Linked DNA regions of Homo sapiens: region 1 is linked to region 2. A link is a loop called in an ENCODE intact Hi-C map of the cell type or tissue named here. Cell type or tissue: heart left ventricle. All regions are shown on one strand. Links, peaks and the distances in the headings refer to the core of each region. The heading gives the core; the rest is flanking DNA.

Region 1 (16,681 bases), core at 5,400-13,399, 250 kb before region 2:
GGCCATTGCTTCTGACATCCGAATTATCTCTACAGCAACTACATGAGTCAGAGAGAGAAGGTTTGGCTCTCAGGAAGGAAATGAAAGGAAAGAGGGAAGCCTCTTAAGACGTACTGGAGAAAAGGTGACCTCACAGCTCAACCTCTCAGTTACCAAATGCAACAGAAACAACAAAATAGCTTTCAACTGAAGGTCTTCTCACCTCAGAATATGTTGCCAGTTCCCTTCTAGCAGCTCAGTAAAGGTACCCACAGTCCCACACCAGCTGGGCCCCCTGCCCTCAGTCCTTGGACCAACTGTGAGCAGCTCAGCACCCAACCACCTTGAGAGAAGCCTCCCTGGGTGTGAGAGCTATGGGCTGTCACCACCGTGCTGACATACATTATTTGAAACGCTGAGGTCCACCATGTGCTGTTATTGCCTCCTAAAGACTTCAGATACAATGTCTCAATCTAGCTATCCTGAATTCTCTAAAGGAGGTATTCAGAAACACCTGACCTGCTTCCCATGTCATCTTACATCACAAAAATGTTGAACAAAGATGTCAGCAAAGGCTTTATCAGAGTTGGCAGTATTCTTGAGATCTACCTGTTCAGTTAATTAGGAATGAGAAATTTGGCCAGGCACGGTGGCTCGTACCTGTAATTCCAGCACTTCGGAAGAGAGAGGCGGACGGATTGCTTGAGCTCAGAAATTCCAGAGCAGCCTGGGCAACATGGCAAAATCCTGTATCTACAAAAAATTAGCTGGGCATAGTGGTGCACGCCTGTAGTCCCAGCTACTCAGGAGGCTGAGGTGGGAGAATAACTTGAGCCCAGGAGGCGGAGGTTGCAGTGAGCAGAGATCGCACCACTGCACTCCAGCCTGGGTGACATAGTGAGACCCTGTCTCAAAAAACAAAAACAAACAAACAATGAGAAGTTAGCCAGGCATGCAGGCTCACATCTATAATCCCAGCTACTTGGAAGGCAGAGTTATGAGGATCACCTGAGGCCAGGAGTTTGAGACCATCCTGAGCAACATAACAAGACCTTGTCTCAAAAAAAAAAAACATGTTATATAGTTAAGCAGGAAAAGGTTCCCATGCTTTCTTTTCTACCAGCTGGCAGCTGGCATCAGGTGTCCATCAGATTGAGCACCGAGCAGCCTGTCCAGTCCTCCAGATTAGGCACCAACCGAAACCCTACTAATTATTTTTAAAAGATGACCCACAAATTGAGGCACATCAACCAGAATTCTAGATAATAAGAAAAATGAAGAGGACCTTTGTCTCACACTGCTGTAAAAAGGCTGCTGAAGAACCACAATGCAAATGAAAATGGTTAAGAGCAATTAAGGGCCTTTCATAGTGTCTCTGAGGGAAAGACAGAGAGATGGCCAAGACCAAATCCTTGAACTACAGCTTCCTAAGGGAGCGCCACAAGATGACTCTTGCAGCAAACGCACACTGCTTATGATGACAGGATTTGAGACCTTTGCTCCAGGAAGTTGGGCTGGACTATGTGAGAGCTGGGAGGATATTGTTTGCCCCCTTGTCCTAAGACTTAGATTCATGTTTCTCAAATGAGGAAAGTATTTTCCGGGATGTACAAGATTTTTCTGAGAAATTTGGGAAATTTGGATTTTATTTTAATGATAACAGAAAAATACGTCTTGGCTTGTTCTGAATCATCTGTATGACTGCCTTAGAACAAACTCCATGAAATTTCAGTGCCTGAGATTGTGTTTGAGAATGTTTTCCCAACAAATGAAACTCAAATGACGTCAAACCCTGCTGTATAAGTGACAATTTTGAAATGATTTTGAATGTAAGAAAGTGGTGGGAGAATTGATTCATCACATGGCAAGTGGTAAATGTGAAAGACTGTCTTTTTCAAAAATGAGCACAGCAGTATTCCTGGTCCTATATGCTCTTCCAGAATCTTGTCACTATCCCATCAAGAGATGACATCTATATTTCTTACCCTTCAACCTGGATGGGGCTTTGTGATTGCCTCAACAAATCACATGGTAGAAGTGATGCCTCATGACTCTTCAGGCTTGGTTTTTAAAAAGATAGGACAGCCGGGTGCTATGGCTTACGCCTGTAATCCCAGCACTTTGGGAGGCCAAGGTGGGCGGATCACAAGGTCAAGAGATCAAGACCACCTGGCCAACATGGTGAAACCCTGTCTCTGCTAAAACTATAAAAAGATTAGCCAGGCATGGTGGCGCACACCTGTAGTCCCAGCTACTCAGGAGGCTGAGGCAAGAGAATTGCTTGAACCCAGGAGGTGGAGGTTGCAGTGAGCCAAGATCGCGCCACTGCACTCCAGCCTGGTGACAGACTGAGACTCTGCCAAAAATAAAATAAAATAAAATAAAATAAAATAAAATAAAATAAAATAAAATAAAATAATAAAATAAAATAAAATAAAATAAAATAAAATAAAATAAAATAAAATAAAATATAGGGCTTCTGCCTGGCTCTCTCTAATAGAGAAGTGTTCTGGCTGGAAGACCCAGGTAAGGTCCCAGACAACAGCCAGTGTCAACTGCCAAGCATGTGAGAGAGCAAGCTTTTAGATCAGGGGTTGGCAGATTTTGAACTGAGGGCCAAATCTAGCCTGCTGCCTGTTTTTATAAGTAAAGTTTTATTGGACTACAGCTATGTCCATTTACTTGTCTATGGCTGCTCTTGCACTACAATGGCAGAATGTATTAACAACGGAGACTGCATGGCCCACAAAGCTGAAAATCATTTACTATATGGTCCTTTACAGAAAATGTTTATTGACCTCTGCATGAGGTGATTTCAGCTTCTAGTATTTGAGCCACCCCAGGTAAGGTCTAGTGGAGTAGAGATAAGCTATCCTTAGCAAGCTCTGCCTAAATCATAGACTTGAGAGACACATGTTCTTTTAAGCCATTCAGCTTTGGGGTGGCTTGTTTCATAGCAATCAAGATAGTTTTATAAGTACACTGAACTCAAGAGAACCTGGACATTGCTGGCAATTTCGTATTTAGATTCCATTACTTAAAGCTTATCTTTGTATATATCAACTTGCAACAGTTCATTAGCAGCAAGTATAGTAGGTAATCACAATAAAGGGTTTCTCTCTTCCCAATTCTAACAAGAATTAGAGTAGATGCCCCTTTAATTCATATTTCAACAATACCACAATATTACTTTTATCTCCAAGAAGAGATAATTTTACATTATTATCTAGTAATGCCTCATTAAAATTGGCCTCCAAGAATTGCTTACTGGCAATATTATGGCTAAGTATGTGGCCTGATTATCCTGCAGTATCAAACAAAGCTTTGATGTTACTAGTAACATTTTCTACAACATATGTGTGCAGTTAGTCTCTGCATTAAAATAATTGGAGCCAAAATGCAAACACAAATTAAATGTAGAAACCAGACCCAAAACTATTTCTATTATTAGATGCCTTTGGAAGTTTTGTTTTAGCAAAACATTATCTCTCACACTAAACTTAATAATACAAGATTTTGTGGATTTTTAGGTTTAGTTTGGTAATTTTATTTTATAATTGCCTAAGCTTAAGTGGAGCTATAAGCTTAGCATTTTATATCTACTTTTACACGTATGTGTACGTGTATGTAACATCAGAATACTCAGTACAGCATGTCTATAACATACAATTTTTTTCCTTTAAAAGAGGCCTGTATAAGACACAAAAGGACAAATATGATTCCATTTATTTAAGTTACCTAGAATTCAGAGAGATGGAAAGTAGAATAGCAGTTACCAGGGAGTCGGGGGAGAGTGGAATGGAGAGTTAGTGTTTAATGGGTATGGAATCTCAATATGGGATGATGGAAAAAGTTCTGGAAATGGATAGTGGTGATGACTGTACAACAATGTAAATCTACTTATTACCACTGAACTTTACACTTAAAAATGCTTCAAAAGGGCCAGGTGCAATGGCTCATGCCTGTAAGCCCAGCACTTTGAGAGGTAAAGTTGATAAGATCCTTGGGCCCAGGAATTTGAGACCATCCTGGGCAACATAGGGAAACCCTGTCTCTACAAAAATAAAAAATTAGCTGACTGTGGTCCCAGCTACTCAGGAGGCTGAGGCAGGAGGATCACCTGAGCCCAGGAGGTGGAGGCAGCAATGAGCTATGATTGTATCACTGCACTCCAACCTGTGTGACAGAGCGAGACCTTGTTTCAAAAAAAAAAAAAAAAAAGCTTAAAATGCTAAATTTTATGACATGTGTATTTTACCACAATTTTTTTAAAAAGAGGATTGTATATAATCCGAATATGAGAAATCCCAGAATAGGGCTAAGAGCAGCTGGCGGTTTTTCTAAAACTCTTTTCTTCGGGTCTAGCTTCTTAATCTGGACCTTTTGAGGTTTTAACACTCAGATGGTGAAAAGAGCCCCTTTGGAAAAGGGAACCAAATAATTAGTGCCTAGGGAAAAGCCATCCCTCATTTAGACTCAGAGCAGTGTCAGCCTGAGCCACCCACACCTAGACTTTTGGTAAGGGGTCCCTATACAGTCCCTTGCATGAGAGGGAGGAAGGGATTCCAAAGAGAAGCCAGGAGATTCTGAAAGGAGGGGTCCTCCACCTGGTAGCCCAAACACTGAACATCTCTTAGCAGCTCAGAAGCTTCAGCCTTCATATACCTTCATTGTGGTTTTGTTCCATCCCCCACGAGAACTCCTCCTTCTAGAAGAGGGGGATCTCTGAGCAACACTGGAGGATGGTACTGTGCCAACAGGAAGTGGGGAGGCACAGTGAAGGAAGTGGGGTACTCAGAAGGGAGATTTGGAGGTAGGCATTGGAAAAAAAACCACAGCACCTTTTTATTTCCATTTTACTGACAAAGAAACTGACCCCAGAGATCAGCTAACTTGCCTAAATTGTCACACAGAGCTAGGCATTGTGGCTCACACCTGTAATCCCAGTGCTTTGGGAAGCTGAAGCAGGAGGATCACTTGAGACCAGCAATTCAAGACTAGCCTGGGCAACATAGTGAAACTCTGTCTCTACAAAAAAAAAATTTTTTTTTTTAAATAGACAGGTGTGGTGGTGCACGCATGTGGTCCCAACTGCTCAAGAGCTGAGGCAGGAGGATCACTTGAGCCCAGGAGTTTGAGGCTTCTCTGAGCCGTGCACTCCAGCCTAAGTGACAAAGCCAGAGCCTGTCTCCTCTAAACTAAAAATTAAAATTAAATTGTCACACAGCTCATCAGAAGCCAAAATGAGAATGGTGTAGGTCTGATTGTAAAATCCTTGATTGCAGAAATCCCATTTTACCTGTGTTTTATTGATTGTGGCCTCCTTTGGATTCCGGCTCTCACCTGCTCTATAATGGCTCTGCTTTGCTACATGTCACCCTCCTTATCTGAAAACACCTTTTCACAGTCTATAAGGAGCCCTGGGGCTCTCTCTATGTAATGTAAGAATTAGGCAAATAATAAGGGGCCCTGGAGAATTGGAGCCCAGTATGAAAACTGAAACAGACTCTAACCAATGATCCCCTGTCAGGCACTGGCAGAAGACCATGCTCTGGCCCTCATGGTGCCAAAGGAGCTACCACACATCATCAAGGAAGCACTGATAGGGGATTCCTTTCTTCAAAATGTTTAATTCAACATGCTGGTGCATCTAGGAACAAAGCCACTCTGTGATAAAATTAGCCGTGCTAAACACTCTTGCTAGCAAAATAGCACCGCGGCCCTTTCTAGCCACACTATCTGAAAATAGCTCTGAAAATAATGTCACGAGCAACTTCTATTTGCTTCTTCCCAGGAGAAGGTAAACAAGTAAAATCAAAGGCAGCTGCTCCTGCAGGGCCTCTTCCTGTATTTGTTCCTTCTCTTAGGGACAGCCCATCCCCACCCTATTCCTGCTCTTCCTGTTCTCCTGGTCCTTCCACCAACACCTCTCCTCTCTCAAATTAGACATCAAGGCAACATCAGTCATTCACATTCATTTGAGTGACTCTTTACATTTTAATATGAATTAATCTCTTGCATAATACTGTCCATTTGACATTTTCCTAGTTGGACCAATCTTCTCCAGTAACCAAACTAAGGGCCTAGGAACTGGAAGAGGACAGAGGAGGTTGTATAGGCCATAACAATTTCTTACCTGAAGAGACTACAGACGCCAAGAATGGAGCTCACACTTGTGGGTTTGTGCCACTAGATGGCAATTATGCCCCTTTGCAGCTGGCGGTAGGCAACAGACCCACCCCTGCAGCACTGTGGTCTGACTTTGATCTCTTTCTGGTGCAAAGATCTTTGAGAAGCTCATAAACACCCCTTTCATTACAGCAATCATCTCTTTATCTACTTTTAACTTTACTAGAAATACTTATAAAATCACTCAAAGAAACATTAAAAAAGAGAAAAACTTCATACCACAGTAGACGCTCCATCTGCCCAATCATGTATCTAATATTCAGCAAGCGCCTTTGCTCCTCTTTCAGTCACCTTCCGTATGTCATATGTTCTGAGGAATCTTGGTCCAGGGGCTTCTATTTGGAGCTACTCTCTCTTCCTGGCCCTTTCCTGAGGAAAATGCTGGGTAGAAAACCCTTCCATGCCTCCTTCTACACCTGGAAAAGTCCTAGCTCCTGGCCTACTCTTCTGAGAAGAGTTTCCAGAACCCTTCCCAAACCTCATTCTCCACCATCTTGCTAGGTACATTCAATATAGATATTTGTCATAAGCCTGTTAGAGAGTTAGCACATCATTCCATTGTTATTTGCCCACGTGTGTCTTCCTCACTTGATAAGAAGACTCTGGAGAGCAGGAATAAGTTTTTATTTATTTTATATTTTTATTTTTACTTTTTCTTTCTTTCCCTTTTTTTTTTTTTTTTTTTTGAGTCAGGGTCTCACTCTATTGGCCAGGCTGGAGTGCAGTGGCGTGATCTTGGCTCACTGCAACCTCCACCTCCAGGGCTCAAGCTGTCCTCTCACCTCAGCCTCCTGAGTAGCTGGGACTACAGGCTCTCACCACCACACCCAGTTAGTTTTTTAATTATTTGTAGAGATGAGGGGGGGGGTCTCACTATGTTGCCTAGGCTGGTCTCGAACTCCTGGTCCCAAGCAATTCTCCCATCTTAGCCTCCCAAAGTGCTGGGAGTATAGTCATGAGCCACCTCGCCTGGCCTATTTATTTCTGACTATCACAGTGCCCTTCCCAGTGAGCTGCCAACTACTACCTGGACAGCCAGTAGAGACTGAAGAGAAAAGAACCCTGTTACCTTCTCTAAGAATCCCAGCTCTCCAGAACTAACCCTTGTTCAGTCACTGAGCAATTTCACACCCTCTCTTCTGCCCTATCTAGGGCCTAAAGGCTAAAACAGTCAGCATCACTGGGTGGGTGAGGGATGGGGTGATATGAGGTGAGCATTTGAGGTGTTATATGTGCCGCTGGGCAGAAATACCTACGTGTGTGGGTTCCTCTTGAGCACTAATCACTTCCCTTGTCTCTGCTTGCTTACAAGGGGATGTCAAAGGCCAAGTGGATAAAGACTATTACCATTTGTCTCAAAGCTACTTTCCGTTCCAGCTGCAGGAAAACTATATTCATTGAAGGGAATCTGAACTCTGGAGTGTTTTCCATCCACACTGCTGCCTTCACAGTATTGCCACTCAAAGTGTGATCCTCAGGCCAGCAGTATCAGCACCACCTGGGAACCTGTTAGAAATGCAGAATCTTAGGCCCCACCCAGATCTGCTGAATCAGAATTTACATTTTTTACAAAATCCCCAGATGACTCACAAGCACATTAAAGTGTCAGAAGACTGATCTAGAGCCTGCCCTGAAGCCATAGTATTTCATGCTGGGTGTGGTGTCTTTGGCAACTCTGGGATGTCCAGTCTGGTCCCAAAAGTCAGGATCTCAATGGGATTAGTGAAACTCTGCAGGCTTTAGGTGTTCAACAGAAAGCTTGTTATTTGGCAATGTTGGGGCATTAAACAGCCCTGATACTTCTTCAGGATATTGGGAGTTAACCATTAATTCTCAACTGATGAAAACCTGGAACCTAGACTAGAGTTTCTGTCAGGCTACCAGAAGTTTCCTTTATATTAACCAGGCCAGGAATCCCTGGAGCCACCTGGAATAGTGTATGGACCAAGTAAAGACAAAAGGAAGGATTTCTCATAGGCTCTGCAGAAGCACTTTACTCTGCGTGGGGTTTTCTTGTTTTTGTTTTTCTGAGACGGAGTGTCGCTCTGTCACCCAGGCTGGAGTGCAGTGACGCGATCTCTGCTCACTCAAGCTCCGCCTCCCAGGTTCACGCCATTCTCCTGCCTCAGCCTCCCGAATAGCTGGGACTATAGGTGCCTGCCACCACGCCCAGCTAATTTTTTGTATTTTTAGTAGAGACGGGGTTTCACCATGTTAGCCAGGATGGTCTCGATCTCCTGACCTTGTGATCCGCCCGCCTTGGCCTCCCAAAGTGCTGGGATTACAGGTGTGAGCCACCGCACCCAGCTGGGATTTTCTTAATGAATGCATCAGACAAATCTGAGACTCAGTAAGCCACTTGGGATGGGGGTGGGGGAGTCATGTGACCTGGGGGCCATCTACAACCTTGGCTTACCTAAATGCTATTCATGAAGTCTGAAGAGGCCCCAGAGGTTAAAGCATGGTAAACCCCAGAAATCCTTGACAGAGCAGTAGGCCCAGAAAGAATGGCCTGGGCCTGACCTTAGCCACAGTCTACTTTCTTTAGAGACAATGTCTCACTCTTTCACCCAGGCTGGAGTGCAGTGGCACAATCACGGCTCACTGCAGCCTTGAACTACTGGCCTCAAGTGATCCTCCCCATCTCAGCCTCCCAAGTAGCTGGGAGTACAGGCATGTGCCACCATACCCAGCTCATTTGCTTTCTTTACATGTTCTCAAGCCTTCCTGAGGTCAGATAAGTTACGGATCAGAGCAGAGCATGCTCTCAGGAATGATAGGAATGCAGTCCACCCGGGAAAGGAGCCCATGTCATTCATGAAACTGTACTGATTGCCCGGGTCTGCACCAAAGCTCTTCCCTGGTAGATGAACATCCACAGGGCAAGACGGCAGGTGGCAGCTGGGAGTTAGGCCACCACACAGCCAGCTTAATGTGAGGGAATCTTCTGAGGCCTAAAGGGCATTATGTGGTGTCCAGGATCCCCTAGTTGGTGCTTGAAAGTAAAGCCAGAACTGGGGTTCAAGAACTCAGAGTCAGAGGATGAGCGCTTGTGCTAATAGAGCCCCAAGAAACACAAAGTCAGGCAAAGAAATGAGGTGTGCTTTCATAGATTTTAATAAGGATTTGAAGGAGAAATGGAAGAAAATGAGATCCAAGGAGACGAGGGTGGAATTGAACTGGACTAAAGACCTATTCTGTCTACGAGCTGATCTTACCCTAAGCTGACCCTGATGTCTAGAGAGCTTGTATCATTTACTTTTCTCTTTTATCTTTCCTTGGTGCACAGGTAGTGACTACTTATCTCCCATCTCCCTGTTCATGTCCTGATGGAAACTTTTCTTCCTCTGTCTCCAAACACATTGGCTTTTCCTACCAGAAACTGAAGGGGGCCTCATGTGGAATCTGTCATTGACTCATGAAGTGTCCAGTCAGAAAGTGTATCCAAATGAATGTGAGGAATGTATGTTGGCCAGGTATGGTGGCTCATGCCTATACTCCCAGCCTTTTGGGAGGCTGAGACAGGAGGACTGCTTGAGGCCAGGAGTTTAAGACCAGCCTGACTGGCGCAGTGGCTCATGCCTGTAATCCCAACACCTTGGGAGGCCGAGGTGGGCAGATGACCTGAGGCCAGGAGCTCAAAACCAGCCTGGCCAACATGGTGAAACCCCATCTCTACTAAAAATACAAAAATTAGCTGGGCATGGTGGCAGGCGCCTGTAATCCCAGCTACTAGGGAGGCTGAGGCAGGGGAATTGCTTGAACCTGGGAGGCAGAGGTAGCAGTGAACTGAGATTGCACTATTGCACTCCAACCCGGTCAACAACAGCGAGACTTCCTCTCAAAAACAAACAAAAAGACCAGCCTGATCAACATAGCAAGACTCTGTCTCTACAAAAATAAAAATAAATAAAATTAGCCAGGTACAGTGGTGTGCACCTGTACACCAACTACTCAGGAGGCTGAGGCAGGAGGATTGCTTGAGTCCAGGAGTTTGAGGTTGTAGTGGGCTATGATCCACTGCACTCCAGGCTGGGTGACAGAGCAAGACCTTGTCTCAAAGAAAAGAAATTTTTTGGTTTCCCAATGCATATAAAAGTTTTATTTATACTATACCATAGTCTATTAAGTGTGCAATAACATTATGTCTAAAAAATTGGCCAGGCGTGGTGGCTCACACCTGTAATCCCAGCACTTTGGGAGGCCAAGGCGGGAGGATCACCTGAGGTCAGGAGTTTGAGACGAGCCTGACCAACATGGAGAAACCCCGTCTCTACTAAAAATACAAAATGAGCCAGGCGTGGTGGTGCATGCCTGTAATCCCAGCTACTCGGGAGGCTGAGGCAGAGAATCACTTGAACCTGGGAGGTAGAGGTTGCAGTGAGCCGAGATTGTGCCATTGCACTCTAGCCTGGGCAACAAGAGTGAAACTCCATCTCAAATATATATATATAATATTATATATTATATAATATATATAATATATAATATATATATAATATAAAATAATGTTTGTACCTTAATTTAAAAATATCTTATTGCTTAAAAAATCCTAATGCTCACCTGAGCCTTCAGCAGGTTGTAATTTTTTTTTGGCTGGTGAAGGATCTTGCCTCAGTGTTGATAGCTGCTGACTGATCAGGGTGGTGGTTGCTAAAGGTTGGGATGGCTGTGGCAATTTTTAAAAATAAGACAACCATGAAGTTTGATGCATCAGTTGACTCTGCCTTTCACAAAAGATCTCTCTGTAGCATGAGATGCTGTTTGATAACAGTTTACCCACAGAATATTTTTCAGAATTGGAGTCAATCCACTCAAAGCCTGCCACTGCTTTATGAACTGAGATTACGTAATAATTTCTTTGTTATCGTTTCAACTATGTTCACAGCATCTTCACCGGATTCCATTTCAAGCAACCACTTTCCTTGTCCATCCATAAGAAGCAATTCCTCACCCGTTCAAGTTTGGTCATGAGATGGTAACTTCTAATTCTAGTTCTAGTTCTCAGGCTCCAATTCTAATTCTAGTTCTCTTGCTATTTGCACTGCATCTGAAGTGACTTCCTTCACTGAAGTCTTGACCTCCTTTAACTCATTCATGAGGGTTGAAATCAGCTACTTCCGAACTCCTGTTCATGTTGATATTTTGACCTCCTCTCATGAGTCACAAATGTTCTTAATGGCATCTAGAATGGTGAATCCTTTCTATGAGGTTTTCAATTTACTTTTCCCAGATCCATCTGAGGAATCACTAGCTATGGCAGATATAGCCTTGTGAAATACATATTTTAAATAATAAGACCCCAAAATCAAAATTACTCTTTGAGCCATGGGCTGCAGAATAGATGCATGTTAGCAGCATGAAAACATTAATCTCCTTTTACATCTCCTCAGAGTTCTTGGGTGACCAGCTGCATTGTTGATGACCACTAATATATTCAAGGGAATGCTTTCGCTTGAGCATTTAATCCCACTGTCTCAACAGTGGAATTAAAATATTCAGTAAACCATTCTGTAAACTGATGTGCTGTCATCCAGGCTGTGTTGTTACATTTATAGAGCACAGGTACAGCAGATTTAGCATAATTCTTGAGGGTCCTAATGTGTCTGGAATTGGTGGGTTCTTGGTCTCACTGACTTCAAGAATGAAGCCACGGACCCTCGCGGGGAGTGTTACAGTTCTTAAAGATGGTGTGTCCGGAGTTTGTTCCTTCTGATGTTCAGACGTGTTCGGAGTTTCTTCCTTCTGGTGGGTTCGTGGTCTCGCTGGCTTCAGGAGTGAAGCTGCAGACCTTTGCAGTAAGTGTTACAGCTCTTAAGGTGGCTCCTCTGGAGTTGTTCATTCCTGCCGTGGGGAGTTGTTCATTCCGCCCAGTGGGTTCCTGGTCTCGCTGGCCTCAGGAGTGAAGCTGCAGACCTTCGCGGTGAGTGTTACAGCTCATAGAGGCAGTGCGGACCCAAAGAGTGAGCAGCAGCAAGATTTATTGCAAAGAGTGAAAGAACAAAGCTTCCACAGTGTGGAAAGGACCCGAGCGGGTTGCCACTGCCGGCTGGGGCAGCTTGCTTTTATTCCCTTATCTGGCCCCAGCCACATCCTGCTGATTGGTCCATTTTATAGAGAGCTGATTGGTCTGTTTTACAGAGAGCTGATTGGTCTGTTTTGACAGGTGAAGGATCTTGCCTCAATGTTGGTAGCTGCTGACCGATCAGGGTGGTGGTTGCTAAAGGTTGGGATGGCTGTGGCAATTTTTAAAAATGAGACAACCATGAAGTTTGATGCATCAATTGACTCTGCCTTTCACAAAAGATCTCTCTGTAGCATGAGATGCTGTTTGATAACAGTTTACCCACAGAACACGCATAAATGCGCATTTGCAATCCCTGAGTTAGACACAAAAGTTCTTCAAGTCCCCACTAGATTAGCTAGACACAGAGCACTGATTGGTGCATTTACAAAGCTTTAGCTAGACACAGGGTGCTGATTGGTGTGTTTACAAACCTTGAGCTAGACACAGAGTACTGATTGGTGTATTTACAATCCTTTAGCTAGACATAAAGGTTCTCCAAGTCCCCACTAGACTCAGGAGCCCAGCTGGCTTCACCTAGTAGATCCTGCACGGGGGCCGCAGGCGGAGCTGCCCGCCAGTCCCGCGCAGTGCGCCAGCACTCCTCAGCCCTTGGGCGGTCGATGGGACCGGGCGCCGCAGAGCAGGGGGCGGCGCTCGTAGGGGAGGCTTGGGCGGTGCAGGAGCACATGATGTAGGGGAAGGCTCGGGAATGGCGGGCTGCCGGTCCCGAGCCCTGCCCCGCGGGGAGGCAGCTGAGGCCTGGCGAGAATTCCAGCGCAGCGCCGGCGGGCCAGCACTGCTGGGGGACCCCGCGCACCCTCCGCAGCTGCTGGCCTGGGTGCTAAGCTCCTCACTGCCCGGGGCCTGCAGCGCCGGCCGGCGGCTCCAAGTGCGGGCCCGTGCAGCCCATGCCCACCCGGAACTCTCGCTGGCCTGAGAGCGCCCGCAGCCCGGGTTCCCGCCCGCGCCTCTACCTCCACACCTCCCCACAAGCAGAGGGAGCCGGCTGCGCCTCCACCAGTCCAGAGAGGGTCTCCCACAGTGCTGCGGCAGGCTGAAGGGCTCCCCAAGCGCAGCCAGAGTGGGCGCCAAGGCCGAGGAGGCACCCAGAGCGAGGGAGGGCTGTGAGGGCTCCAGAACGCTGTCACCTCTAAGATTTGGGGGATGGTAAGTAAGCATCGGCTTCCACTTAAAGTCACCAGCTGTATTAACCCATAACAAGAGAGTCAACCTGTCCTTTGAAGCTTTGAAGCCAGGTATTGACTTCTTTCTAGCTAAGAAGGTCCTAGATGGCATCTTCTTCCAATAGAAGGCTGTTTTGTCTATATTGAAAATCTGTTGTTTAGTGTAGCCATCTTTATCAATTATGTTAGCTAGATCTTCTGGATAACTTGTTGCAGCTTCTACATCAGCACATGTTGCTTCACTTCGTACTTTTATGTTACAGAGAGAGTTTCTCTCCTAAAACCTTATGCAACAGCCTCTGCCACCGTCAGACTTTTCTTCTGTAGCTTCCTCACTCTCTCAGCCTTCACAGAATTGAAGAGAGTTAGGGCCTTGTTCTGGATTAGGTTTTGGCTTAAGGGAATGTTATGGCTGGTTTGATCTTCTATCCAGACCATTCAAACTTTCACCATATCAGCAATAAGGCTGTTTCAATTTCTTATCATTAGTGTGTTGCTAGAGTTGGACTTTTAATTTCCTTCAAGAACTTTACCTTTGCATTCACAACTTGGATGTTTGGTGCAAGAGGCCTAGTTTCTGGCCTATCTCAGCTTTTGACATGTCTTCCTCACTAAACTTAATCATTTCTAGCTTTTGATTTAAAGTGAGAGATGCATGACTCTTTCTTTCACTTGAACACCTAGAGGCCATTGTAGGGTGATTAATTGACCCAATTTCTTTCTTTCTTTTTTTTTTTTCTTTATTTTTTTGACACAGAGCCTTGCTCTGTCACCCAGGCTGGAGTTCAGTGGCGTGATCTCGGCTGACTGCAACCTCCGCCTCTCCAGGTTTAAGCAAGTATCTGCCTCAGCCTCCGGAGTAGCTGGGATTACAGGGGCATGCCACCATGCTTGGCTAATTTTTTGTATTTTTAGTAGAGACGGGGTTTCACCATCTTGGCCAGGCTGGTCTTGAACTCCTGACCTCGTGATCCACCTGCCTCGGCCTCCCAAAGTGCTGGGATTACAGGCGTGAGCCACCGTGCCTGGCCAATTGACCCAATTTAAACATCATCATGTCTCAGAGAATAGAGAGGCCGGAGGAGAGGGAGAGAGATGGGGGACTGAGCAGTTGGTGGAACAGTCAGAGCACACACGACATTAACTAAGTTCACTATCTTGTATGAGTACAGTTCATGGTGCCCCAAAACAGTCACAATAGTAACATCAAAGGTCACTTATCATAGATCACCATGACAGATATAAAAATAAAGTTAGAAATATTATGAGAATTACCAAAATGTGACACAAGAAGGAAGTGAGTATATGCTATTGGAAAAAATGTGCCAATAGACTTGCTTGACCCAGGGTTGCTACAAACCTTCAATTTGTAAAAATGCAATATACATATGTGAAATGCAATAAAGTGAATCATGATAAAACAAGGTATGCCTTGTACATATGTGTGAATATGTATTGATATAAATATATACATATATACACTATATCTTTTTTTTTTTTGAGATGGAGTCTCACTCTGTCACCCAGGCTGGAGTGCAGTGCCACGATCTCAGCTCACTGCAACCTTCTCCTTCTGGGTTCAAACGATTCTCACGCCTCAGCCTCCCGAGTAGCTGGGATTACAGATGCACACCACCACGACTGGCTAATTTTTGTATTTTTAGTAGAGATGGGGTTTCATCATGTTAGCCAGGCTGGTCTCGAACTCCTGATCTCAAGTGATCTGCCCACCTTGGCCTCCCAAAGTGCTGGGATTACAGGCATGAGCCACAGTGCCTGGCCCATATTTTTTAAACATATAAAATTTTATGGTAGCAATTTGATAACATTTTTATATTTATAATATTTGTTAATTCTGTGGTAACTGGTTAATAATAACTATATATGTTATTAAACTGTTGCCACAAAAATTACCCATAATCCTGTAACCTAAACGCAACTATTTTTATCTCTCTGCTGTTTCTGTGTGCCTTAAGATGGCAAATAAACACATCTGAATATAACCCATGTTGTCCTAGGCCACACCTGTCTGAAATAAAATAGTCACAGTAATGGTAAAAATGTTATTTCTCTGACTCTGCTGTCGCCTTCAACTCTGGGAAATCTGACCACTCTCAAATACCACCCAACTATTTCTGGGAGTCTCTAAGCAGGGGTGGGGATGGGGTGGTCTCGTGTTTTCCCAAAGTTTTTTTCAGTTGCAAAGTGGTCTCTATCATCTCTCTACCACTGCCTGTCCTGGCAGCTTCTGTGTTGTCTCCACCATGTCACTACACCCAAACTATAACTCCTTTCCTAACATCTCCACCCACTGGTAACTGCTGAAGCTGCTAGGGACATTATAGATTTGGAGTCATCTCAAGGGTCCTCCCCTACCGTAAATCCCTGCACAGGAGTCTCAATATTTTAGAGGTGTCTGATACTCCAACATGAGCCCTGGGGGCTGATCTTAAAGGACAAGCTGAGTGGATGGCAAAGTGTTGCACTCAGAATCATTCAGCAAGACACACTCCTGGGCAGACACCAGGTGACATGCTGTCACCAGTGCTGTAGAGGTGGCCCCCCATACAGAAAGCCCAGCCAGACTCAGGTGGGGGAAAGTGGCATTCATGTGGGAAAGAATCTTTAAAATGCTTCAATTAATTAATGACTTTAAAATTCATAATCTTCTGCTTTAATTCTTCGTGGTAACAAATGGTGACACACCTTACAACCTAACAGCAACATTAAGAACTGGAACAAGAATGCTTTTTGGTATGGGAATTAGAAAGATTGACTTGACGAGTTAGGAGTCAAAGAAATCCTCACACAGCACAGAGGATATGAGCCTGATTTTTAGAGATAAGTAAAATTGATATGGATAGGAAGAGCTGGTGAAAGTTTTCTATGTAGAGAAGATGGTATGAACATAGGCATAGCACCAAGAAAGAACAAGACTTACTCAGAGACCCAACTGGCTGGAAATGCAAGTGCTCATAGGGAAACAGTGGGAGATGCAGCTGGAAAGGTAGGTTTGGGGCTGCCACATAGAAGAGAATTTTTTTTTTTCACAGAATGATAAACTTAGTTTTTTTTTTTCAATATTGCTATGGAAAGGAAAAAATTTCAGGATGTTTTTAATGCTTACTAGTCTCTTCTTTTTGAATTACTATTATTTTATTTTTGTGGATACACAGTAGGTGTATTTATTTATGGGGTACATGAGACGTTTTGTTACAGGGACACAATGTGAAATAAGCACATCATGGAGAATGGGGTATTC
Region 2 (16,681 bases), core at 5,487-13,486:
AGCTAACATTTTTAATTTTCCTCACTGCCCTCTAATAAGGTTTTTGTAAAATATTTAGAATAAAATCCAAATACATTATCTTTAGAATAAGTTAAAAGTATAAGAACAGATTTGAAAGTCATGGAAAATCATTTCTAAGCATGAAAAACACAAGTATTTAACTTTCTGAAGTTAATTTCATGCATAGAATTGTCAGATCAGCATTTCATTATGCCATTTGACCTCTACATATCAAAAATGCTTGGATTTTCACGGCATTTGTAAAAAGACAAATTCCATTAGGGGCTTCTCAGACAATGTGCTTTTTTTCCTTTAAATTCTTCCTTAATATAAAAACCTCAAGAAATATATGATATAGTTCCAGATACATGGGAAAAAATAAAATATTTTTGGAAAATCTCTACCAGGAATTTTGCCAAATGTAATGTTCACTGACATACAACATTGTCCTTTGGCACCTCTGCAGTTGGCCATAGCAGTGGAGCTTTGTAGAAGAGAGTCCTGTGCAGGCTTGTATAATGCTGGTGAAGGTGATAATTTTTAATGACAGTTACTTTTTTTATAACTACATAGTCTTAGATTTTATATGCTCAATGCAGAAGACTGAGAAAGCACAGACAAATAGACAAAAATCACTTACTGTTCTAGCACATCATGAAAAATACTTCTATAAATATTTTCATATACTATATTTTCTTTTTATTTAAATAAAAATACCATCTTACTGCTTTGTAGACTTTTAAAAACTGAACAATTAAGTATATTTTTTAATGACTACATAGATTCCACTGCATGATTGTATTTTGAATTACATAATTGATGCTGAAAATAACAGCATTAAGGTAAAGTGATACAGCATTGTGTTTCAAAAAGTTTACATGATGTATTGGTTTTCGTAAGTTTGATTATTAACTTTCTTACATAAATGACAGGTGTCCCCCAGAAATTCCATATAAGCAATCTAGGAAGTTTTGGACCTGGGAAAGCTGTAAGTTTTACTAATAATTTCTCCCCTCTACTCTTCAAACTTTAAAACATAAATTTCAAATAAGGTAAGATGAATTTCAGTCCAGAGTTTAATTTCTGGATTAAACTATCACAAAACTAACAATTTAAAAATAAACCAACCATTTGTAGAATTTTTTAATTTTAAATATTAAAATTCCTACAGAGATAGTTTCATTTATATCATAAACATTTACTTATGCTATAGTAATAATTTGACTATTGCTTTTGAATAGAAGAGTTTTAGGACAGAATTAGTCAATGCTACACCTCTTGATAATAGAATTTCAGTATAGCTTTCATAGTTTTTGTAACTGGCCTTTAGAATTTGGGTATATCTTCTCTAAAAAGCTTGACATTAAATATATTGATACTTAAATTATTTGCAATAATAAAATTATTTTATAAGGCAATTAAATTTTCTTAATTTCTTTTGTAATACAGCTTTACTAAACTACTGTTTAGTTTTCTCTTAACATTAATTAACCAACCTAGATATCTATGTAGATAGCTTTTACACAGGGAAGAGCTAGTAATTTCAGTTATCTGTAACTGAAATTTTATGTAAGAAATTTGAAAGTACAACACAGATGCAAATAAACTTTTGATTGTGCTATGGGAGCCAAGTAGATGGGCGGGCTTCATTTCTTATGATGCCTATCCGTAGAAAAAGATTTAGAAGGACCTACAAATTCTACAATGGAGAATAGAATTAAGGGAAGGGGAAAAGGAGAGAATTTTTATTTTTTGCTTTTTACTACTATGTGATGTTGATTTTTTCTAAGAAATCATATCTTTTTACAGTTGCAGGACTTATGAAAAAGTAGTTGCTTTCAATTTTTTGTTTTTGTTAGTAAACAAAAACAGTTCTACAGAAGTTGAGAGTTACATTTTTGTTACAAATGTTTGTCTAAATAATTGTTTTCCTAGGCTTTCAATTTGATGCTTGTTTGTGGTATAATTTAGACAAAAAGATCAGTGGATCCCTGGCTCCTCAGAGTTCTACGTTTTCCAATATTGGGAAATGACTGCTCATCATAAAAGCTGCCACTCAGTGAGACCTTACTTTGTGCCAGGCACTGGGTTAAGCACTTTACATTCATTACCACACTTAATTATTATATTAACCCTAAGAAGTAAGCATCACTACTACTACTATTACTGTTACTACAGTAGTCTCCTGATATCCACAGGTATCACTTTCTACTGTTTTAGTTACCCAGAGCCAACCACAGTTCAGAAACATTAAGTGGAAAATTTTAGTAATAAACAATTTATGAGTTTTAAATTGCATGCTGTTCTGAGTAGTATGCTGAAATCTCATGCTGTCCTGCTTCATTCCTCCTGGGACGTGAATCCTCCCTTTGTCCAGTATATCCATGCTGTATACACTACCTGCCCGTTAGTCATCGACATCATTTGCTCCTGACATCCAGCCATGGACATTATTATGGCTCACTGATCCAGGATCATTCCAAGCAGATGATCCTCCTCCTGGTGTACAGTCAGAAGATCATTAGTAGACTAAGGCTATGTCACAAGGCCTGTGTAATTCACCTCACTTCATCTTACCACATAGGCATTTTATCATCTCACATCATCACAACAAGAAGGATAAGTGTAGTACAAGAAAATATTTTGAGAGAGAGACTACATTCACAGAACTTTACAGTATATCATTTTAATTGTTGTTGCTTTTAATCTCTTACTGTGCCTAATTTATAAATTAAACTTTATCATAGGTATGTATGTATAGGAAAAACATAGTATATAGTTTGGTACTACGTATGTTTTCAGGCATCCACTGGGAGTCTTGGAACATATCCTCCACAGTTAAGGGGAAACTACTGTATTACCGTATATACAGGAAGAGTAGGGTGGTGGAAAAACCATCTGATTCATCTGTAGCTCAATTTATAGCCTCTATTCATGGAATTTTGTACCTTCGGGAAAAACTATATGATCCTTAATGTCAACTTGATACCCAGAACCCATTGAGTTGTGTTTATTACTTATTATATGTATATTGTAAAAATTTGTGTCTACCAGCAAATTAGTGATGCAACCCCTAAATCTTACAGTAGTGAAATCAATTTGAGGTATCTTTAGGTTTAATTCTGTTTCAACCATTGTAATGGTCAGTTCCTTTGCTTTGCTTTCAATTACACATGGTCCCCACAATTCCTTTGCTTTGCTTTCAGTTACAGACAGTCCCCGACTTAGGATGGCTTAATGATTTTTTGACTTTCCAATACTGGGAAAGCAGCACAGATTCAGTGGAAACTGTATTTTGAGTACCTGTACAACCATTCTGTTTTTCATTTTTAAGACAATATTTAATAGGTTACATGAGATGTTTGACACTTTATCATGAAATAGTCTTTGTGTTTGATTATTTTGCCCAACTGTAGGCTAATGTAATTGTGCTGAGCACATTTAAGGGTAGTCTAGGCTGAGCTGTGATTTCAGTAGATTGGACATATTGTTTGCATTTTCAGCTTAGGATATTTTCAGCTTACTATGTATGGGTTTGCCATGATATGACCCCATTTTAAATCAAGGAGCTTCTGTACAGTTCAACCTTATTTTCACCATCTTCATTTAGCAAATATTTTGGATTTTAATTATCCCTGTCCTGTCCTATAGTTTGTTCAGTGCCCATGTGTACCTACACTCTTGTTTCCTGACTTAACATTTTCATTGTCAGACAATCTTTCTTTTTCTTTTTCTTTTTTTTTTTTTTTTTTGAGACAGAGTCTTGCTCTGTCACCCAGGCTGGAAGTTCAGTGGCGCTGTCTTGACTGACTGATTGTGTTAGTTGGTACTTAATTTGTTCTTGTATTATCAGTTAAATTTTTTCATTTATTGCTGATCAGAGCAGCAGCTCTTAATAGTTTTTAAATCATGGACTACTTTGAAAATCTATTAGTAATAGTGGACACTTCCCCCCAGAAAAATGAATAAATACCAAACAGTTTGTATGCAACTTTAGGTGATTCTTGGCCTTCCCGTAGCTCTCCCAAGAACTCCAGGGTAAACATCTTTCCCCTATTATAGTACAAGGAAATAAGACTACAGTTAATAATAACCACCTGTAGAAAGTGGGTATTACACATACGATATGATGCCAACATTTTTAAAATAAGAAAAACGGAGGCATTAAAAGAATTATTCTAATGCAATAACTGCTCAACATTAGTATAATGTTTTCCATAGACCAAAAGAAACATTAATTTTAACTAATATTATGAAATTGTATTTGGTCTACAGTAACTTACCCATACTTAGTTAAATCCCTGTATACTTAAAAGTATGTGTGCCTAGGCATGGAAAAATAACTCCTGGCGATGTAGCTCAGTTTGTCTTTTGACTTGCAGATAATGGCATCCATTTGAAATCGTTACTTTTCCCAGAATATGCAGTGTAGTTATTTACTAATTTGCCAGTGATGTTTTATTTATACAAAGAAACTTTTTTCCAGACAAACTGAAGTTTCATGACATTGTCACTTCAAAACTAATTTATTTATAGTTGTATTTTAGGACCTGAGTCAAAGGACCATCCATATGATTACTTTTCCTGGGATATAATACCCTGTAGTCATCAACTGCAGATTCTTGTGCAGGGTTGCCTTTTGAGTTATTTTGTGTGTTGACCTAATTTCAGGGCCTCAATTTAATACATTTTCTTTGGAGAAATCTATAAAGTATATGAAGGGGCAGGTGAGAGATGGGACAGGGACAGAAATCTGTCAGGTTGATAGCATGCATATGCTAGACCCCTGACTTCAGGATCTATGTTTTACTAAGGAATTCTTGCTTCCTTTTTTGCAATAAAAGGTTAAAATGTTTGACACCAATGATTCTTAATAGTTGGCTAGTAGGAAAAGTATAAGAAACTAGCAATCTTGTAGAAAGGGGCATTTCTAGTTTTTAAAAGTATACTGAATGCTATTTCATATTTATAAAGCAATATTTTATTGTTTATTTGATGTATAAGATATTAAGACAGTATGAAGGAAATCTTGGCTTGTGATGCTACAAAGAACTATAGTGTTAGTGATTCTCGAAGGAAAGTAAAACTGGTTGATGTGTATACAGATTTTTACATGTATTTTTTTTTAATCCAAGAGATTCATATACCCCCCTTTCTATTTTATACTGCTTCCTTGAGAATACCACTTTAGCTGAAATTCACCTAGAAAAAAAGGTCTTTTGACTCCTATGAATATGTATCAACCAAAAATGAATTTTTCACTTTATGTTCAATAGTTTACGTAATCAAAACTTTTTGGCGGGGAGGAAGATGATTTGTTTCCAAGTATAAATTTTTATTTAGTAAGAAAAGAATGAAGTCCAAAACAGTCTTGAAAAAGAATAAAGTTGGAGGAGCCACTTTTTTTTTTTTTTTTTTGAGACAGAGTCTCGCTCTGTCACCCAGGCTGGAGTGCAGTGGTACAATCATGGCTTACTGTAGCCTGCACCTTCTTGGCTCAAGCTGTCCTCCCACCTTAGCCTCCTGAGTATCTGGGACTACAGGCACACACCACCATGCCTGGCAAATTTTTGTATTCTTTGTTATAGATAGGTTTTCACCATGTTGCCCAGGCTGATCTCAAACTCCTGGGCTCAAGAAGTGATCCACCTACCTTGGCCTCCCGAAGTGCTGGGATTACAGGCATGATCCACCACGCCCAGCCACACTTCTTGTTTTCAAAACTTACTACACAACTGCAGTAATCAAGACAATGTATTACTGGCGTGAATGTAGCCATACAGATCAATTAAGTAGAATGGAGAGTCTAGAAATAAACCTTTATATTTATTGTCAATTGATTTTTGACAAGGATTCCAAGATAATTCAATGGGGAAACAATAGTCTTTTTGACAAATGGTGCTTGGACAACTGGATCCATATGCAAAAGAATGAAGTTGGACCCCCACCTCACACCATATACAAAAATTATATAGCTTGTGGAGAAAAGGGAATCCTTGTACACTGTTGTTAGGAATGTAAATTAGTACAACCATTATGGAAAACTATATGGAGGTTCCTCAAAAACTGAAAATAAAATTACAGTATGATCCAGCAGTTCCACTTCTAGGTAATCTATCCTGAAGACTTGAAGTCAGTATGTCAAAGAGATATCTGTACTCTCAAGTTCTGTTCATAAAAGCCAAGATATGGAAACAACGTAAGTACCTATCAGTGGATGAACGGAAGGAAAAATATGGTATATATATATCCACTACAGTGGAATACTACTTAGCCTTAAGAAAGAAGGAAATTCTGTCGTTTGTGACAACATGGGTGAACCTGGAGGACATTATGCTAAGTAGAGTAAGTCAGGCATAGAAAGAGAAATATTGCATGGTCTTACTAATATGTGGATTCTGAAACGATTGAATTCCAGAAGGAGAGAGAAGAATAGTGTTTACCAGAAGGTGGAGAGGATGGGAAATGTTGGTCAAAGGGTACAAAATTATAGTTAGACAGGAGGAACAAATGATAAGTATTTAATGTAATCGGTATGTTAATTAGTCTGATTCTGTTATTCCACATTGTATACCCATAATATCACTGTTTACCTCAAAACTATATACACTTATAATTCGTCAATTAATTAAAAACAAATGAATTCAGAATGAATCAAAGACCTAAATGTTAGAGCCAAAACGATAAAACTCTTAGAAGGAAACAGATATAAATCTTTGTGAACTTCAATTAGTCAATATTTTCATACATGTAACACAAAAAGCACACATTATAAAAGAAAATAGAAGTAAATTGGACTTTGTCAAATTTAAAAACTTGTGCTTTAGAAGACAGCATCAAGAAACTTAAAAGACAATTGGAGAAAATTTTTACAAATTATGTCTGGTAAGGGATTTGTATCTACAGTATGTAAGGAATTCTTACAACTCAATAATAAAAAGAAAGCCCACTTGAAAAATGGACAAAGAATCGGCATAGACACTTCTCTAAAGAAGATACACAAATGGCCAGTAAGCATACAAAAAGATGCTCAACATCATTATTCATCAAGGAAATGCAAGTCAGTACCATAATGAATACTATTATCACACTCTCCATAATGACTAAAATAAAAAGACAGTAACTAATGTTGGTGAGGATATGGGGAAACTGGAACCTTCATGCATTGCTGGTGTGGTTGTAAAATGATGCAAACCTTGAACAAGTTTGGCACTTCCTCAAACTATTAAACATTGAGTTATATGACCCAGCAATTCAGCTTGTAGGTATATATCCTAATAACTGAAAACTTACATCCACACAAAACATGTACGCAAAGTTTATAGCAATGTTATATAGCCAAAAAAGGAACAAATAAAATTTCTAGCAACTGATGAATAGATAAGAAAATGTCACACACGAAAGGCCACATATTATATAATTCCATTCTATTTATATTAAATGTCCAGAAGAGACAGATTGTGGAGACAAAAAGATTAGTGGTTCTGGGGAGCTGGGGGAAATGAGAATGATGGCTCATGGATACAGGCTTTCATTTTGAGGTAATGAACATGTTCTAAAATTAGACAGCAGTGATGATTGCACACCTCTGTAAATGTAGTAAAAATCACTCAGTTGTATAAGGGGTGGGTTTCATGATACATGAAGTACAGTAAAGCTTTTTTTTTTTTTTAAGGCAAAAGTGAGCACATCTATCTGTAAAAGAATGTCTTTGTCATTTCCACTGCATCTTAAGGAAGGCAATAAACCCTGACTATAGTTTTGCAAAGGACTCTAAAGGGTTTCTCAGAGTTGTACCATCCACCCCGATTGCCCCCTAAAAGGGAAGGAGAGCTGATCAACTTGAGTTAAATGACAGGCAAGAAAGAGTGAATGAAATAGAGTATAGGCACACGGGGGGACCCTCCTTTAGTAGTTCATTCTGTCTAGTTTAAATAAATACTTTACCCAAATTGTTTACTTGTGCTCAAATAATGTGACAGCTTGCTGCTCTGAAAAATGATGAAAATCACTGAAGTTCTTAATGGGGCTTTAAGACTCATATTGCTGCAGCTATACCTTTTTGCTCTTTGCCTTTTGGAAATTAGAAGGAAACCCTGAGAGAGAAATATTGCACCCCAAGAAAATGGTTGCTTATACCAACTTGTAATCATATAGTATAGGGGAGAGGTATAAACTGGGTAAAATCTGCATTATTGAGCTTATTACTTTAGCTACCTACAACTAGTAGATTTAAAAAGTAAAACCTGCTGGGTGCGGTGGTTCATGCAGTAAATCCTAGCACTTTGGGAGGCTGAGATGGGTGGATCACTTGAGGCCAGGAGCTCAAGACCAACAGGAGGAAGCTTCATCTCTATTAAAAATATAAAAATTAGCTGGGTGTGGTGGAGCACACCTGTAATCCCAGCTACTCAGGAGGCTGAGGCACAAGAATCACTTGAACCTGGGAGGTAGAGGTTGCAGTGAGCCAAGATTGCACCACCGCACACCAACCAGGCTGACAGAGCAAGACTCTGTCTCAAAAAATAAATAGTAAAATCTGTAAATTGTAGGAAAATGCCAGAGGAGATGACATTTCATATCAGTCCTCTATAAGTGAAAATGATAGTGATTCTATTGTCATTAGACTGATATTTTGAAACAGAATACATGTTTTCTATTTAGAAAAATTTGTCCTTTTGAGGATATAGCAGCCAATCTAACACAACCCAACACTCCAAATTCCATATGCAGAAAATAAATGAAGATGTTTAGGTATTCAACCATTTATACAATGATTATGTTGTGTTATATAATTTCATTTTTAAAACCTTTATTGAATTCATTATCTATAAGCCTAGCCATACATCCCTTTAGTCTTTCAAGGTGCATACCACATTAACTACATGCGTTAATTTAGTGAACAGTTTTTACTAGGTGCTGGGCAAGAACTTAGAGGTTTCTTGCCTTCAGGGGCTTCAGAGACTGATGGATGGGAGGAGAGGAACTGAGGGCAATAGGGCAAGCCCAGTATTATTCCAGATGTCTGAGCAGAATACAAAGGCAGAAGCATTTCACTCAGAGTAGTGCTGTCTGGAAAGCCTTCTTAGGAGAGCTAACCATTGAGCTGAATATTGAAACATGAAAAAGTATTTACCAGATAGGGAGCGGAAGGGAGTGGATAAATATTTAGTAAAACTAGGTTTGGTGTGTTTCTTTATGGTTGTCGCTTAAGGTTCTGCCTGGTGGGGTTGATAGAATATGAGTTTACCAGGAAGGAGAAGACTGGAGCTGTTGACAGTGGCCAGATCACATTAGCTTGTAAGCAGTTGGAAGCAATTGCAGGATTTTAAGCGGAGTAGCGACATTTCTAATAGGTTTTCTTTTACTTCGCTCTTAAAGGCTACACATGCACCTCTATTGCTGAAGTTTGGCGACCTCTGGTGTTGAACTATAAAATAAACAACGTTGTGGAAGAAATACTAGCGTTTCAGAGCTTGTCAGTTGCTTTTTGTGAGGTGCTTCTTGGGCCGTAGTACTTCTTTGAAGACAGTAATTATCAACTCATAATTCCTGTGTTGATATTTTTCAGTGTTTGGATAAATTTCTAACTAGGTAGGGCCAGGAACAGATAAATTGATTGATTTAATAGTAAGGGGATGAACAACATCCCCAAAGGGGTGGGGCAGGCTGATCTTGATGCTTTTTGCAACAAATGAAAAGATCATGAGTTCTAGTAATAGATAACTGAGAATATGTTCCCTTCCCATTGGTGTGATAATTTTTAAAATTCCCCCCTCTTTTGTATGAAATACACTTACAGAAGAGTGCATAAAGCATTTCCATCTAGTTTAATTTCCTTTAAGTCAAAAAAGGACTCAGTTTTCAGGAAATCCAGGAATAAGTATTAATTACTCAAAATATATGTCTTTAGTCTAAACGTTTTGGAGGAAAAAAAATTTCCATCTCTTAAAATTCAAGTGAACCCTAAGACTTGTTTTGTGTATGAAATGATAATTTGTCAAACATCTTTTTTATCTATAAAATTATTCAATTATTCTGTTTCAAAAGTTCCAAATGTAGAATTCAGCTGGAGTAAATCAGGTAGAAATATACTCTGAACCTAATAAAAACTTAATATAAAACCTAAAGATATACTCAGAGGTTGAAATAGGATAGTTGTTAAAATGTCTTATGTTTGTGGTGTTAAAGATAGTCATGCGTTCTGAATCTTTGCTCTTCATATCTATCACTTGCTTACCTTTTAGCCTTTAATTATATCATCCATCTATAATCCAGTCCTTATTCTCTTTTAGAATGCTGTTTTTCACCTACACATCTAGTGTGCATAGAATGTACTTTTTACTCATTTGCCTGCTACATTCCTTAAGTAAAATCAGCTCTTGACTCCCCTTCCAGAACCTTTCCTGAATCCCTTCCTCTTTCCAGTGCAGTGTAGCACTTTCACCTCACACATTACCTATACTTACTTTGCTATACTATTGTCACCTGATTGTTGTTGATTTACGTACAAGTCTCTCTGCCCTAGAGCTTCTTGAGGAATAGGCTCTAAGTAAACGTTTTGAAATGTGAATAACTTCAGAGGCTGAAAAGTTTTTTAAATGCCTCTTGATTATGTCTCATCTTTGCTTTCTTAAAAAATATGCATATTGTATATAAAATAGTTCTGATTTTAGGGTTTGACAGATTCTGATACTTTTAATGCTAGCCTTATAAATAGCAATTTAAGAAGGTTAAACTTCTGTTTGCATTTAGTAAAGGCAACACAAATTACATAATGGTCCCTTTTTTTTTTTTTTTTACTTTTTAAATCAAGTTAATAGAAATATAATTTATATGTAATAAAATATAGGCATTTTAAATGACAGTTTAGTAAATTCCAACAAACATGCCCATATAACCACTACCCTGGTCAAGATTTAGAACATTTCTATCACCCTAAAAATGTTTCTTTTTATAGCCTGGAATGACCAAATGTCTCAGTTTGCCTGGACTGAGGGGTTTGCCAAGATGGTCCCAGGCAAACTGGGATGGTTGGTCACCCTGTTCATTCTCCTTTGTGGTCAGTTTCCCATCTTCTGTCTCAGGTGATCATTGATCTATTTTCTGTCACTACAGATGCCTATTCTAGAATTTCATAAACGAAATCATATATTTCTTTTGTATCTGGCTTTTTTTGCTCAGTACCATGTTTTTGAGATTCGTCAGTGTTGCTGCCTGTATCACCTGTTTATTCCTTTTTATGCTAAGTTGTATTCTGTTTTATGAGTATACCACAATTTCTTTATCCATTCACCTATGAATGGACATTTGACTTGTTTTGGGGTTTTGGTTATTATGAGTAAAGCTCCTATGAATGTTTGTTTACAGGTGTTTTTGCAGACATATGTTTATATTTCTCTTGAATAAAAAAGTAGGGCTGAAATTGCTGATCATATGGTAAGTGTATGGTTACCAAACTATTTTCCAAAGCAGTTTTACTATTTTACACTCCCACCAACAACACATCAGAATTCCAGTGCTTCACATTCTCATCAACACATGGTATTCTCAATAATTTTAGATTTAGTCTTAAAATGACTTTTATCATTAGGAAATGCCCCTCTTTATTTTTGTTTAATTTTCTTATCCTGAAGTCTTCATTTTCTAATATTAATATAGGCACTCTATCTTTCTTATGATTTTGCATGGTATAACTTCTTGCATTCTTTTACTTTTACTCTATGTGTTTTAATTTAAAGTGCATTTCTTACAGACATATAGTTAGGTGTTTTTTAATTGAGTTTGACAATTTCTGCCTTTGTAATTGAAGTACTTAGACTATTTACATTCAGTGTAATTATCACTGTGGTTGAGTTTAAGTTTTGCACCTTCGTATTTGTTTTCCTTTCATCCCATCTTTCCTTTGCTCTGTTTTTCCCCCTCTTTTACTGCCACCTATGGATTAAATCAGTGGTTTTTATTTTTTCTATTGGCTTTTAAGCTATACCTCCTTGTTGCATTTTTAGAGGTTGGTCTAGGATTTAAAATATGCATCAATATATTACAGTCAGTCTTCAAGTAGTAATGTACCATGTCATATAGAAAACAAGAACCGTGTGACAGTATTTCCATTCCCCTTCCTGTTCTTTGTGCTATAGTTTTCATACTTTTTAATTCTACATGTTATAATCCTTACAATATTTGTTGTTTATAGGGGGAACCCGCCCCTAATATTTCAACATAGGTTTTTTCTATTTTCCATGAGTGTCGGCTGGCTGAGAAATAAAGAGAAAGAGTACAAAGAGAGGAATTTTACAGCTCGGCCTCCGGGGGTGACATCACATATCAGTAGAACCGTGATGCCCACCTGAGCTGCAAAACCAGCAAGTTTTATTAAGGATTTCAAAAGGGGAGGGGATGCAAGAACAGGGAGTAGGTCCCAAGATCACATGTTTCATAGGGCAAAAGGCAGAACAAAGATCACATGCTTGTGAGGAAACAGGACAAAGGACAAAAGGCAGAACTTTTGATAAGGGTCTATGTTCTGCAGTGCACGTATTGTCTTGATAAACATCTTAACAGAAAGCAGGGTTTGAGAGCAGAGAACTGGTCTGACCTCAAATTTACCAGGGCGGGATTTTTCCCCACCCTGCTAAGCCTGAGGGTACTGCAGGAGACCAGGGCGGATTTCAGTCCTTATCTCTATGGCATAAGACAGACACTCCCAGAGCAGCCGTTTATAGACCTCCCCCAAGGAATGCATTTCTTTCCCAGAGTATTAATCCTTGCTAGGAAAAGAATTTAGTGATATCTTCCCTATTTGCACATCCATTTATAGGCTCTCTGCAAGAAGAAAAATATGGCTCTATTTTGCCCAACCCTGCAGGCAGTCAGACCTTATGGTTGTCTTCCCTAGTTCCCTGAAAATTGCTGTTATTCTGTTCTTTTTCAAGGTGCACCGATTTCATATTGTTCAAACACACGTGCTTTACAGTCAATTTGTACAGTTAACACAATAGTGGGCCTGAGGTGACGTACATCCTCAGCTTATGAAGATAACAGGATTAAGAGATTAAAGTAAAAAAAAGACAGGCATAAGAAATTACAGAACTGTTAATTTGGGGAACTGATAAATGTCCATATTAAAATGAAATCTTCACAATTTATGTTCAGAGATTGAAGTAAAGACAGGCTTAAGAAATTATAAGAGTATTATTTGGGAACTGATAAATGTCCATATTAAAATGAAATCTTCACAATTTATGTTCCTCTGCCGTGGCTCCAGCTGGTCCCTGTGTTCAGGGTCCCTGACTTCCCGCAACAGTTGTTACTTTGCTTTAAACAATTTCTTCAAGAGGAATTTTTTAATGAGGGGGAAATATCATACATTTAACCACATATTTACCATTTTTGGTGCTCTCTATTCCTTTGTGTAGATCAGAATGCCCATTTCAGAAGTCTTTCTTTAATCCTGAACTACTTTTTTGTGGTGAAGATCTGCTGGTGACAAACTTGGTTAGCTTTTGTTTGCCTAAAAATGTATTTTGAAGGATATTTTCACTTGATGCAGAAATTGGTTTCCCTTGGTTTCCAGGGTTTATTTTTCCTTCAGTTTTTGGAGAGATCTCTATTTTCTTCTGGCTTTCATTGTTTCTGTTAAGAAGTCAACTGTTGATACCCTGTATATACCCTGTCTATAATGTGTTTCTGGCATTCTTGAAGATTTTCACTTTGTGAGTGGCTTTTATCAGTTGATTATGAGTTTTTATAGTATTCTTTGTATTTGTCCTCATTAAGGTTCATTGAACTTCTTGTGTTTGTGGGATAATCATGGTTTTTATAAAATTTGGGTAAGTTTTGGTAATGTTTCTTCAAATAGTTTTTCTGCATCTGCCCTACTTCCCACCCCATACTTCCCACCATCAGACTCAAGTCACATGTGTACATGTTTTTTCCCTCCATGCTTCAGCTTTGATAGTTTCTATTGCTATTTTTTTAATTCAGTGATTGAGTTTCTTCCCTGTGTCTAACCTGTTAATCCTCTCCTGTGAAGTTTTAATTTCACATACTGTATTTTTTAACTGTACAATTTCCATTTGGTTCTTTTTTATATCTTCTATTTCTCTCCTTGTTATAATAGCTATTTTAAAGTCCTTATGTGCCAATTCTGTCTTCTCTGTCATTTCTGGATCTGTGTCTGTTGACTGACTTTTGATTTTTTCTCTTCTTATATTTTCCTACTTCTTTAAAAATGTTGAATTTTGTTTGTCAGCCAGTTTCTTAGTTGTTTACACCTGGAGGGCAGTTTCAGTGTTCGTTATTTCATCACAGCTAGATGCAGAAGTCTATAATGGCCTTTTAAAAAAATAATAATACCATGCAAGCCTTTGCATGGCATTCTATTAAGTATATTTCACAAAGCATTTTAAAATAAGTTTTAGATTTTTTATACTCAATTTTATCTTGTTTAGCCAGTTAGATGACTGTTTCTTCATAGTATTCTTCTGTTGCTAAAGACCTCTGTTATTAACAGTTTAAAATATTTTTTTCCAACTTTTATTTTAGATTCAGGGGTACATGTGCAAGTTTGTTACCTGGGTGTATTGGGTGATGCTGAGGTTTGAGGTATGAATGATCTTTTCACCCAGGTACTGAGCATAGTACCCAGTGGTTAGTTTTGCAGCCTTCTTTCCTGCTCTGGTTGTCCTCAGTTTGTATTATTGCCGTCTTTATGTCCATGATTACCCAGTGTTTAGCTCCCACTTATAAGTGAGAACATGCAGTATTTGCTTTTCTATTCTTGCAGTAATTTGCTTAAGATAATGGCTTCCAGCAGCATCTATGTTGTTGCAAAGGACGTAATTTTTTTTATGGCTGCATGGTATTCTATGGTGTATATGTACCACATTTTCTTTATCTAGTCCACTGTTGATGGGCATCTAGGTTGATTCCATGTCTTTGTTATTGTGAAGAATGCTGTGGTGAACATGCAAATGGTTGTATCTTTTTGGTAGAACAATTTTTCTTTTGGATATATACCCAGTAATGGCATTGCTGGGTCAAGCAAGTTATTTGAGAAATCTCTAAACTGCTTTCTACAGTGGCTGGACTAATTTACATTCCCACCAATAGCATATAAGTGTTCCCTTTTCTCTGCAGCCTCACCAGCATCTGTTGTTTTTTTACTTTTTAATTAGCCATTGTGACTGATGTGAGATGATATCTCATTGTGGTTTTGACTTGCATTTCTCTGATGATTAGTGATGTGAAGCATTTTTTTCATGTTTGTTGGCCACTTACATCTCTTCTTTAGAGAAGTTTCTGTTCACGTGTTCTGCCCATTTTTTAATGGGGTTATTTGTTTTTTGCTTGTTGATTTGTTTTAAATTTCTTATAGATTCTGGATATGAGACCTCTGTCAGTTGTGTAGTTTGTGTCTGTTTTCTCCAATTCTGTAAGTTGTCTGTTTATTCTGCTGATAGTTGTTTTTGCTATGCAGAAACTCTTTAATTAGTTCTCACCAATTTTTATTTTTATTGCAGTTGCTTTTGAGGACTTAGTCATAGATTATTTCTCAAGGCCAATGGCCAGAATAGTGTTTCCTAGGTTTTCTTGTAGAATTTTTATAGTTTGAGGTCTTATATTTAAATCTTTAGTCCATCTTGAGTCACTTTTTGTATATGGTGAAAGATAGGGGTCCAGTTTCATTCTTTAGCATGTGGTTAGCCAGTTATCCCAGCACCATTTATTGAATAGGGAATCCTTTCCCCATTGCTTATTTTTGTCGACTGTGACGAAGATCAGATGGCTGTGTGTGGCTTTATTTCTGGGTTCTCTGTTCTGTTCCATTGGTCTATGAATCTGTTTTTGTGCCAATATGATGCTGTTTTGATTAATGTAGCCTTATAGTACAGTTTGACGTCAGGTAATGTGATGCCTCTGGCTTTGTCCTTTTTGCTTAGGATTGCTTTGGCTATATGGGCTCTTTTTTGGTTCCATATGAATTTTAGAGTAGTTTCTTCTAGTTCTGTGGAAAATGACATTGGTAGTTCGATAGGAATAGCATGAAAAATGACATTGGTAGTTTGATAGGAATAGCATTGAATCTGTAGAATGCTTTGGGCAGTATGGCCGTTTTAACAGTACTGATTCTTCCAATCCATGAGCATGGAATGCTTTTCCATTTGTGTCATCTGTGATTTCTCTTAGCAGTGTTTTGTAGTTCTCCCTGTAGAGATCTTTCACCTTCTCAGTTAGAGGTATTCCTAGGTATTTTATTTTATTTTATTTTATTTTATTTTATTTTATTTTATTTGTGGCTATTGTAAATAGGATTGTGTTGTTGATTGGGCTCTCAGCTTGAACATTATTGGTGTATAGAAATGCTACTTATTCATTTGTTGATTTTTTATCCTGAAACTACTGAAGGCATTTATCAGTTCCAGGAACCTTTTGGCAGGAACCTTTGTCTTTAGGGCTTTCTAGGTATAGAATCATATCATCTGCAAAGAAAATAGTTTAACTACTTATTTTTCTATTTGGATGCCATTTATTTTTTTCTCCTGCCTGATTGCTCTGGCTAGCACTTCTGGTACTATGTTGAATAGGAGTGGTGAGTGGGCATCCTTGTCTTGTTCCACTTCTCAAGGAGAATGCTTCCAGTTTTTGCCCATTCGGTATAATGTTGATGTTCATTTTA

The links. A loop is a pair of places that touch in the nucleus more often than their neighbours do. Peaks named below come from ENCODE experiments on the same cell type or tissue, not always from the same donor. Only the 100,000 strongest peaks of a DNase experiment are listed, where the experiment ranks them.
Region 1: it touches region 2 in a loop (8-fold over the local background); 16 of 110 quality-filtered maps call a loop at or near these places.

Annotation. Positions count from the first base shown.
Region 1 is chr3:120,136,781-120,153,461 of GRCh38, reverse strand. LOC105374065 (a long non-coding RNA gene) reads right to left here and starts at 7,798. Exons shown (of 3, transcript XR_924392.3): 1 at 7,516-7,798. RefSeq lists an enhancer at 7,182-8,381. In heart left ventricle, for the core only: a CTCF peak has its summit at 9,059 (motif pointing right); no DNase peak of the experiment used is centred there; H3K27ac peaks cover 790 bases.
Region 2 is chr3:119,884,865-119,901,545 of GRCh38, reverse strand. The region is part of intron 7 of GSK3B (glycogen synthase kinase 3 beta); the gene reads left to right. Among named protein-coding and RNA genes, the nearest start is that of NR1I2, 110 kb to the right of the region's middle. In heart left ventricle, for the core only: a CTCF peak has its summit at 9,429 (motif pointing left); no DNase peak of the experiment used is centred there.